Linked DNA regions of Homo sapiens: region 1 is linked to region 2. The links are chromatin loops, found by intact Hi-C in ENCODE. Cell type or tissue: heart left ventricle. All regions are shown on one strand. Links, peaks and the distances in the headings refer to the core of each region. The heading gives the core; the rest is flanking DNA.

What was found. A loop is a pair of places that touch in the nucleus more often than their neighbours do. Peaks named below come from ENCODE experiments on the same cell type or tissue, not always from the same donor. Only the 100,000 strongest peaks of a DNase experiment are listed, where the experiment ranks them.
Region 1: a loop joins it to region 2, with 2.6 times the contacts of the local background. A loop is called at or near these places in 1 of 110 quality-filtered maps.

What each region holds. Positions count from the first base shown.
Region 1 is chr6:143,805,281-143,809,676 of GRCh38, reverse strand. It overlaps PHACTR2 (phosphatase and actin regulator 2), which reads right to left. Exons shown (of 13, transcript NM_001100164.2): 12 at 2,544-2,620. Among named protein-coding and RNA genes, the nearest start is that of LTV1, 36 kb to the left of the region's middle. In heart left ventricle, for the core only: no CTCF peak of the experiment used is centred there; no DNase peak of the experiment used is centred there; H3K27ac peaks cover 516 bases.
Region 2 is chr6:143,745,354-143,749,749 of GRCh38, reverse strand. PHACTR2 (phosphatase and actin regulator 2) reads right to left here. Exons shown (of 13, transcript NM_001100164.2): 3 at 685-765. Among named protein-coding and RNA genes, the nearest start is that of PHACTR2, 70 kb to the right of the region's middle. RefSeq lists enhancers at 1,699-2,368, 2,369-3,038, 3,039-3,709. In heart left ventricle, for the core only: no CTCF peak of the experiment used is centred there; no DNase peak of the experiment used is centred there; H3K4me3 peaks cover 276 bases; H3K27ac peaks cover 1,583 bases.

The DNA of each region.
Region 1 (4,396 bases), core at 298-4,297, 60 kb before region 2:
TAAAAGGATCTACATCAAGCTTTTACTAGTGGATACCTGTGAGAACAGAAATGAGGTTGGGAAAGGAGTGAAGGTTTTTCATTTATACTTAATAGAATTTTGTATTGCTTGAATGCTTAATTAGAATATATTATTTTTGTACATACAAATACATATATAAAAAAGAAGCCAGGTGCAGTGGCTCATGCCTTTAATCACAACACTTTGGTAGACTGAGCTGGGAGGATCGCTTGAGCTCAGGACTTCAAGACCAGCCTGGGCAACATAGCAAGACCTCATCTCTACTAAAAAAACAAACAAACAAACAAACAAAAAAACAAAAAATACCCCCACAAAAACAAAATGACCCTTACTTCTCCCTGTACTCCAATTTTATTGTGCTTCTTCATATAGAGTACAACAGAACAGAAAGAACCTCTTTTAGTATAAATATTTATTTTTCATAAAATGAGAACTTCCATAAAAATGTACTTTTAAAATTTGATTCCTTTTGACTGTAATTTGTTCTTTATATCATGCTATCAAATGAAGATAAGGCTATCAGATACTCCAACTTCTAGGAAAACTATGCAGAAGCAAAACTATCCCGAATGATAATGTATGGGTTGAGTGCAGTCACTGCAGCTCAGGGATCAGGACCCAACTGCACCAAGCACTCTATCTTCCCAGTTGCCCGGAGGCCCCAGCCAGCATGATGTCACTCAAAATATTCCACCTTTTAATAATCAACTTTACTTCAGAAGAGCAACTACAGGTGTCACATTTTAGCATACATTTTTCCCGACCCTAGAAGTGGAAGGGAGAAAAGAGGGGGACAAAAATGTCTGGCTTGATAGGGACATGTTGTTGGTCTCAGAGTAGATTATGATAGAATAAAGCCCTCAAATAGATAAAAATCCATTCAGGATGTTGGAACGCTCTACATGTATATAAAAACAAATGATATAGGAGGAAATAAAAAAATAAAGAAGAAGTACATTCAGCTCTTGGTGTCTGCAGGGGATTCATTCCAGGACCCCTTCAGATACCAAAATCCATGGATTCCTCAAGTCCCTGATAGAAAATGGTGTAGAATTTACATACAACCTACACCCATCCTCTTGTATACTTTAAATAATCTTTAGATTACTTATACTACCTAATACAATGTAAATGCTGTATAAATAGCTATTATACAGTATCGTTTTATGCTCTGTGTTATTTTTATTGTTGTGGTGTTATTTTATATTTGTTTTAAAAAATATTTTGGGCTGGGTGTGGTGGCTTATGCCTGTAATCCCAGCATTCTGAGAGGCTGAGGTGGGCGGATCACTCTAGGTTAGGAGTTTGAGACCAGCTGGACCAACATGGTGAAACCCTGTCTCTGCTATTAATACAAAAATTAGCCAGGTATGGTGGCACATGCCTGTAATCCCAGCTACTTGGAGGCTGACACAGGAGAATCGCTTGAACCCGGGAGGTGGAGGTTGCAGTAAGCTGAGATTGCATCACTGCACCCCAGCCTGGGTGACAGAGCAAGACTCTGTCTCAAAAAAAAAAAAAAAAAAAATTTTGGATTGTGGTCAGTTGACTCCACAGATGGGGAACCCATAGATATGGAAGGCCAACTGTAACCCTGAAAGAAAGGGGAGTTTCTCTGGCACACAAGACAGTAAGATAGGAAGAAAAGCTGTGGAGCAAGTCTATGATAACAAACCTCACTCCTCCCCCATCAATTTCAGGGAAGTTTGCTGTTAAAGTTGGAGGTTATACAGCAACTTCCTTTATATTGTGACATGCTCCCAGCACACAGTACCATCATCACCGGGACTGCAGGAACAGTGGCACCAGGATGTATGGCTGTAGCTTAGGGGATCAATATTTGTTACCGGGTTAGGTAACCTGTGAAAGAAACCGAAAGGGACTGAGGGAAAAATGGTAAGATGATAGCGATCTCCTTCGTCACCAGTAAAATCAGGATTCCCATCCTAAAGTTACATCTTCTGAAAAGTCAGCTTCAATCCTGTGTTATGTCTATTGTGAAACCAAAGTGTTATGTATGTGCCCACACTGACTCTCGCCAGCATCTATTCTGGGCATACAACTTCAACTAAGTCTGTTCAAGAGCAGAATAAATGATGTCTTCAGACCCAGAAAAAAACGAAGAAAGGAACCAAAATGTAGCCCCATGGAATGATTCAGACTTCCTTGAAAGAAAAGATTTAATTTTAGAAATTCTTATTCAGCATGATTAGTTTTAGTGTTCTTGAAGGAGATAGCTGAGTTTATTATGAAATTCTAGAAATTTACAATCTTATCTAGTCATATCTTTAAAACTGTCACATTGACTATTAGGTTCTTAAAAGCCAACAAGGATGAATGTGAGAGAAGCGGAAATGTTCATAAGATGGTTTTAAGCTAAACTGTTTAAAAACATTTTTTAATTGTGATGAAATATACCTATCATAAAATTTACCATTGTAAGCAATTTCTTTTTTTAACCAACTCAACATGGGATCACATCTTAAGCATTTTCAATTTCTAAGCTGCATTTTGTCACCTACCTTGTAAACTGTCGACTCTCTTCATGAACTTCCATTTCTGTGCTTTTAAATTCATTTAGTTCTTTCCTTATTGCTGCCTAAACAGGAAAAAAAATAGATAAACAGAACTGTTATTTAGGTCATATATTGCCCCAGTATATACAGCATCAATGAAGCAGACCTTTTTTTTTTTTTTAAGAGATAGAGTCTCGCTCTGTCATCCAAGCTGGAGTGGAGTGGCGAGATCATGGCTCATTGCAGCCTCAAACTCCTGGGCTCAAGTGATCCTCCCAACTCAGCATTCCCAGTAGCTCGGATTACAGGTGTGCGCCACCATGCTCAGCTAATTTTTAAATTTTTTTTGGTAGAGACACAGTCTCAAGATGTTGCCCAGGCTGATCTCGAACTTCTAGGCTCAAGTGATCCTCTCACCTCAGTTTCTCAAAGTGCTGAAATTACAGGCATGAGCCACCATACTGAGCTTAGACATTCTTTTAAGGTGTAATAAATATAATATCATACTATAGCCAAACTAAAACCATGATAGACTTCCTTCAAGTGCCATTGGCAAGAGGGAGTGGGAGCGGGCCTTTGCTAAACTCATCCTTGAGTCTGGTCTATGAGTCACACGGAACATCCCCCACCCACGATGACCACAAGGAAAGTGCAGGTCATGACATTTTCTGAGAAGCAATACCATTTTCCTATGGAAAGTTCTACATAGAATATTGCCTACAACAACATGGCTTTGACTAGCTGCCAGAGAGCTACAGAGAAAGCAGTTGCTTATATATTCTTTAATATTGGAAGTTTATAGAAATAGAACTTATAATTTCAGCATAATCCTTAAAGCTACCCAAAGAAAATATCAAATAGAATGCATTGCTATTTAAAGAACACATAATCCGTGTCACGTAATTTTTGGTATTTGAGGGGATGCTTACGCCATTCAGACTGAAATGTTAACATTAGTTATCTGTTAACAAATAGTGGCAGGATTACAGATGGTTCGTGGTTTCAAATTTTTGCTTATTTTTATTTCCTAACTTCTCTATAAAGAATGTTTTACTCATGTTTTTAAAAAGGTGCTAATAAAAACACCCCTGTAACCTCTAGGCAAAATGGACTCTTCAGCCAAAACTAAGAATGATAAGTCACAGGGAGTGACTTCACTGGGAGATAAAAAGTCTTCTTTGTGGTTGGAAAATAATACATTTTAGGAAAGGGAACAGACAGAAAAAAAGCCCTGAGGCCTGTCTCTAGCTCTCTCTCATAACTAACCATCATTCTGCAATACACGAGCCTTTCCCTCAACACTCCTTTCAATGCTATATTTAAGTCCATGTCACAGATTGTCTCTTCTCCCCAGATATATTCCTCAGCCCCTGTAGTTTCTATGGAGAACCTGTGACTAGGAACTGTGACAATAATGCTTGCTACTGACTTTTGGAAATGAAGAAGCAAGCAGAGAAATATGTGTGAGCCTGAGTCCTCTGTGACATGGCTGTCCAGTTTGTCTCACTAGTCCGATCAACAGTGAGGATACTTTTGCTTACTGCAAAAAGTGATGCCTAGAACCAGAAGGAGAAAGAGTGAGGCTGCTCTATACCACTCGCCAATTAACATCTATAAAACGTTCTTCCTTGAAAGGAGGTTTTTTTTTTTTTTTTTTTTTGAGACGGAGTTTCACTCTTGTCACCCAGGCTGGAGTGCAGTGGTACGATCTTGGCTCACTGCAACCTCCGCCTCCCAGGTTCAAGTGATTCTCCTGCCTCAGCCTCCCGAGCAGCTGGGATTACATGCATGCACCACCGTGCCTGGCTAATTTTTTGTATTTTTAGTAGAGACGAGGTTTCACCATGTTGGCCAGGCTG
Region 2 (4,396 bases), core at 168-4,167:
AGTTTCTATCTGATCCTTGTCTTTTCTGAACAAAGTTCCTCCTCGGGAGGATAGAGAAAAAAAGAGAAGATCAGAGATAGGGGAAAAAATTAGAAATAATCATTGCTAGGGAAAGATTCAGAGAAATGAAAAGAGAACAGTACTGCAAAATTACATGAGAGAAAGCAGAAAGCAGGTTAGTTTAGTTTGCCTATTCATGCTTTATTGATTGTACATTTCAGTGTTATTATAGAGTGCAAAGGACAAGAGGTATGTGTGCCTTCTCTCTTCTCTTTTATTGGTAGTCTTAAGAAACAAAATAGCATGAACCAAGCTAAAACTTTGCATTTACTCAAACACATGAGTTTCATGTGAATAGAAAGACTGAAGCTCAAGAATAGAGAAGAGAAGGAGCCGTAAGCATTTGTATCTCATCTGTATTGCCCTCGGATGTACCTTTGCAGAGTTTTAGGTTTAGAATGACATATGGTGATGGATTCACCAGGAAAGTCACTAGAATTCTATAATATTTCAGATTCTCTGCAGCTCACAAAGGCATTACCAATGGAAGCACGGCGCTTGGAATGCAGTAATCACCGCTTTACCTTACAAAGACCATGATCCCTTTAAATTTCAAAAGAAAACAAAAGAAAAACCAAAGAATGAAGGACCAAAATATTTAAAATGTATGATTAATTTCCTCACCTTGATCAGGCAATTCCTTAAGCACTCCCCTTCTTATCAGCTCCTCTCTACTTTGTCGTGTGGATATCTTCCTTTCTAATACTTTTAAAAAGAACAAGCACAAGTAAGAATCAAGTCATTCCTTAAGATAATTATGAAAAACATTCCAAGTAGAATTGAGCACATTTATTCTCCTCACATGAGGGCTCAAACTCGTTTTCTTAGTTGCTTAAAAAAAACACATGATCTGAGTGGAATCAACACAGCTATGACAAGAGCAAATGGCTGCAGCCCATGATCTGAAGTCCAACCGCCATCCCTGGTCTTTCAAATGGCCACCTTTGGCCTGGCGTCCAGGCATATTATTACATAGCAACTAGAGAGCATAAAGCCTGCTTCTCACGCTGAAGCTAGAAATGTTGCATTCTAAAACATATAATTCTATGGATATGCAGTGTATGAAGAAGATATGTATGCTTACATTAAAGAAAAAAACACATAAACATCAGTAAATATTCTGGGTAACCCATTTGCATTCCAGGAAAATGAACTATTTTCTAGTGTTTTCTCTCTCACTCCATCTATTACAAAAGCCCAACACATCATATTTCTATAACTCTTTCCCCTGCGTTCTCACTAATTCTAGAGAGTTCTTATATATTAGCTGACAATCCCCAGGTCTTAGGAGGATGGAGAAGGCAGTTAAGAATAATCAGCTTTCAGCCAGGAACGGTGGCTCATGCCTGTAATCCTAGCACTTTGGCGGGGGCCGAGGTGGGTGGATCACCTGAGGTCAGGAGTTTGAGACCAGCCTGGCCAACATGGCAAAACCCCATCTCCGAAAAATACAAAAATTAGCTGGTCATGGTGGTGGGCACCTGTAACCCCAGCTATTTGGGAGGCTGAGGCAGGAAAATCGCCTGAACCCAGGAGGCTGAAGTTGCAGTGAGCCAAGATCGTGCCATTGCACTCCAGCCTGGGCGACAAGAGCGAAACTCCATCTCAGAAAAAAAAAAATAATAATAATCAGTTTTCACAGACATGTAAAGCCATGGGGATCTTAACATTGATTCTTCCTTCTTCTGGAACAAATGTAAATGCCTGGTAGAACTTTGGAATGGGGCTTGGGAGCTCCGGAGCAGGATCTCAATTGTGTTCCCCTTGAGTGTGTATAGTATTAAATCCTGTGCTCTATATGTCCATGCAACTGCAAAGTCCATTCCTCACTTTCAGGGGCCAAGAAGGTGCGTAAAATTAACATGTGGTCATGTCATCTATTAATCCTGAGTCAACATTTCCCAAAGCGTGTTCTGCAGAACTCTATTTCCTCCAGACCTTCTGTTCAAAAATGCACTTTGATACAGCAGCGAAGGGCCAGATAAGGAGTCTAGGGCACTTTGAAGAGCAGGAAAGCTACACTGGTAGACAACATGCAGCTGCAGTAGCACGAGATTTCTGACGTTCCCCGATTCCTACTCCTGGGCTCATTATCTGCAAATCCTGGAACTGCTCTAGACAACATCGTTTCAACTAAACTAAAGCCATTACCCCAAACCAGGTTCTGACACATCCAAAGGGAGCAGGTGATAACACTAAGAAGACATTTGTGATAACACTAAGAACATGTTTGCTCAGGGGCTCCAGGGCCTCAAGCAAGGACACTGATAGGAGACAGGGTGGGAGGATGCGCCCTGGGCAGCCAGCTTTGTAGTAAGTGCATGAAAGTCTTCCTTAAGTGTTTGCTAATTGCATGTGCCACAGAATAGCAACGCTTAGTCTCTTGAAGAACCTGGATTTTTTTTTCCTTTCTGATAATAGAAATTGTGTATTCCTTTTTAAATCCTGGTTGCTAGAAAGATCAGAGTAAAACTGGATATTTGACACAGATTTCATATGACAATTCGTGGATGGAATCTCTGTTTCCTCCTTCTCTAAAACCTGACTTGACTTATATTTTATGTACAATATATAAGCTCTTTACTGCACATTTTGTCAAACTTTTTTTGGATAGAATCAGAATAGAAACAAACAGGAAAATGAGTGAATGAATGAATAAATGGTCAAAAGAATGACAACGAACAGCTTTGGGTTAAAAAGGAGACATACACAGAAGGCTTCCCTCCCTTCCTTTAGATTCCTCACTGACCCCATTCTTCCTGTATCTTCCAGAAGCAAGTAACAACAGCTCACTTAAAGGTTAGTAATTTCAATGAAAAAAGTTAACCGGGCAAAGAGTCTTTTTTTTTTTTTTAAACTGGGTGTTCTATTATGTAAAAAGAGTGTTGTTATTTAAATACAGTTTCAATTTGTTCGGCCTCTTGTCAAAAAGGAGAGAACTCTTATCAACGGCAGGAAGCCAAAGAACACCCACAGTGACAGGTGGGACACTGCTGGGATTTTGCAGGTGCTTTAGAAGGACCTTGACCACTGCAGCCTCCTACGGATTGTAAAAGCCCATTCATGCTTGACTGGGCTCTGAGGGGTGGCGGGACTCTGTAGACCTCCTCCAACAGTTGTCTTGGCCTCCATTCCTGGGAACAGGCCCAGAGATTCACGGCTGTTCTGCCCTAAACTTAAGGATGAAGGTGGCAACTGCAAGAGCAAGTGCCGCTGGCCTAGGGATCGGGCCACATTCTCGCAAACCAAATGCACTGCCAATTCAGCATTCAATCACGGTGGCTGTCTTCCTAACCGGCCCTTTGCTCATAAGAAACAAAACTTTTACTGGTTTGCTGCTTCTTTAAAATTGCCCAAAACACAAAATGGCTGCCAGGAGTCCTGGATTCTAGTCCTTGAATTCCTACAACTTGTTGAGTGACCCTGGGCAGTCATTTTGAGTTCCTGGGCCTCTAATCCATTATCTGTAAAATAAGGGACACAATTCAAGGATCACTAAGGACAATTCATCCAGCTCAAATGCTGAGTGATCCTGTGTCATTAATCGAGGCTGTCTGTAATCTCTGCTCGGGCACCTTTTAAAACGTTCGTTCTTGCACTAAAAAATCATCCGATAGCCTGAAACATACCAGGTTTCTTATTCTGCCTTTCCATTATGGATCCCGGAGGATTCTTTAGTTTTAGTTTTGAGTTTTGCTTAAATTCTAACTTAGTCTCAGCTAAAAATTCCCCCTTTCTTCCTTGTAAACTAAAAATTCCCCCTCTTTCTTCCTTGTAAACTCTGGAGCTTTGAAGCAGCAGCCTTGGCTTCCTGCCAAGAATCAAAACCAACAGCTTTGTTCTTTTGCTCTACCTCCTATAAACAGGCTCTGATAGGAAAATGCCGTTGGCTATTTGTTTGGTCTTTCGCTGAGAGCGTATTTAACACACAATGCGGATACCTCTGTACAGGGCCAATGAGAACAAACTGCAGGCGACCGAGCACGGAAAGTATGTTGCTGGGGCACAACATTCCAACCACCGCTCTCACAGCAGTACAAGTATCTCATTCTTCACCTTTTAAAATATTTGCCTCTTGTTTATATAGTGCCTGCATGTTTGCAGAGCACATTCACTGGACACTTTTTCATGGGCTCAGAGGGGGTTTGCATTGCAATGAATCTGAGAGGTCATTCTAGTCCAACACACCGCACAAAGCAGGGGCTGTCTCAGAATATTCCTGAGATGTGCTCACCTGCTTAAAATCATTCAGAGGGAAGATGCTCACTTTAAGGCGCAACCCACTTCAGTATCGATCACCCTCATTTTGAGGAAGGTATTCCAGAGAAGGAGTCAA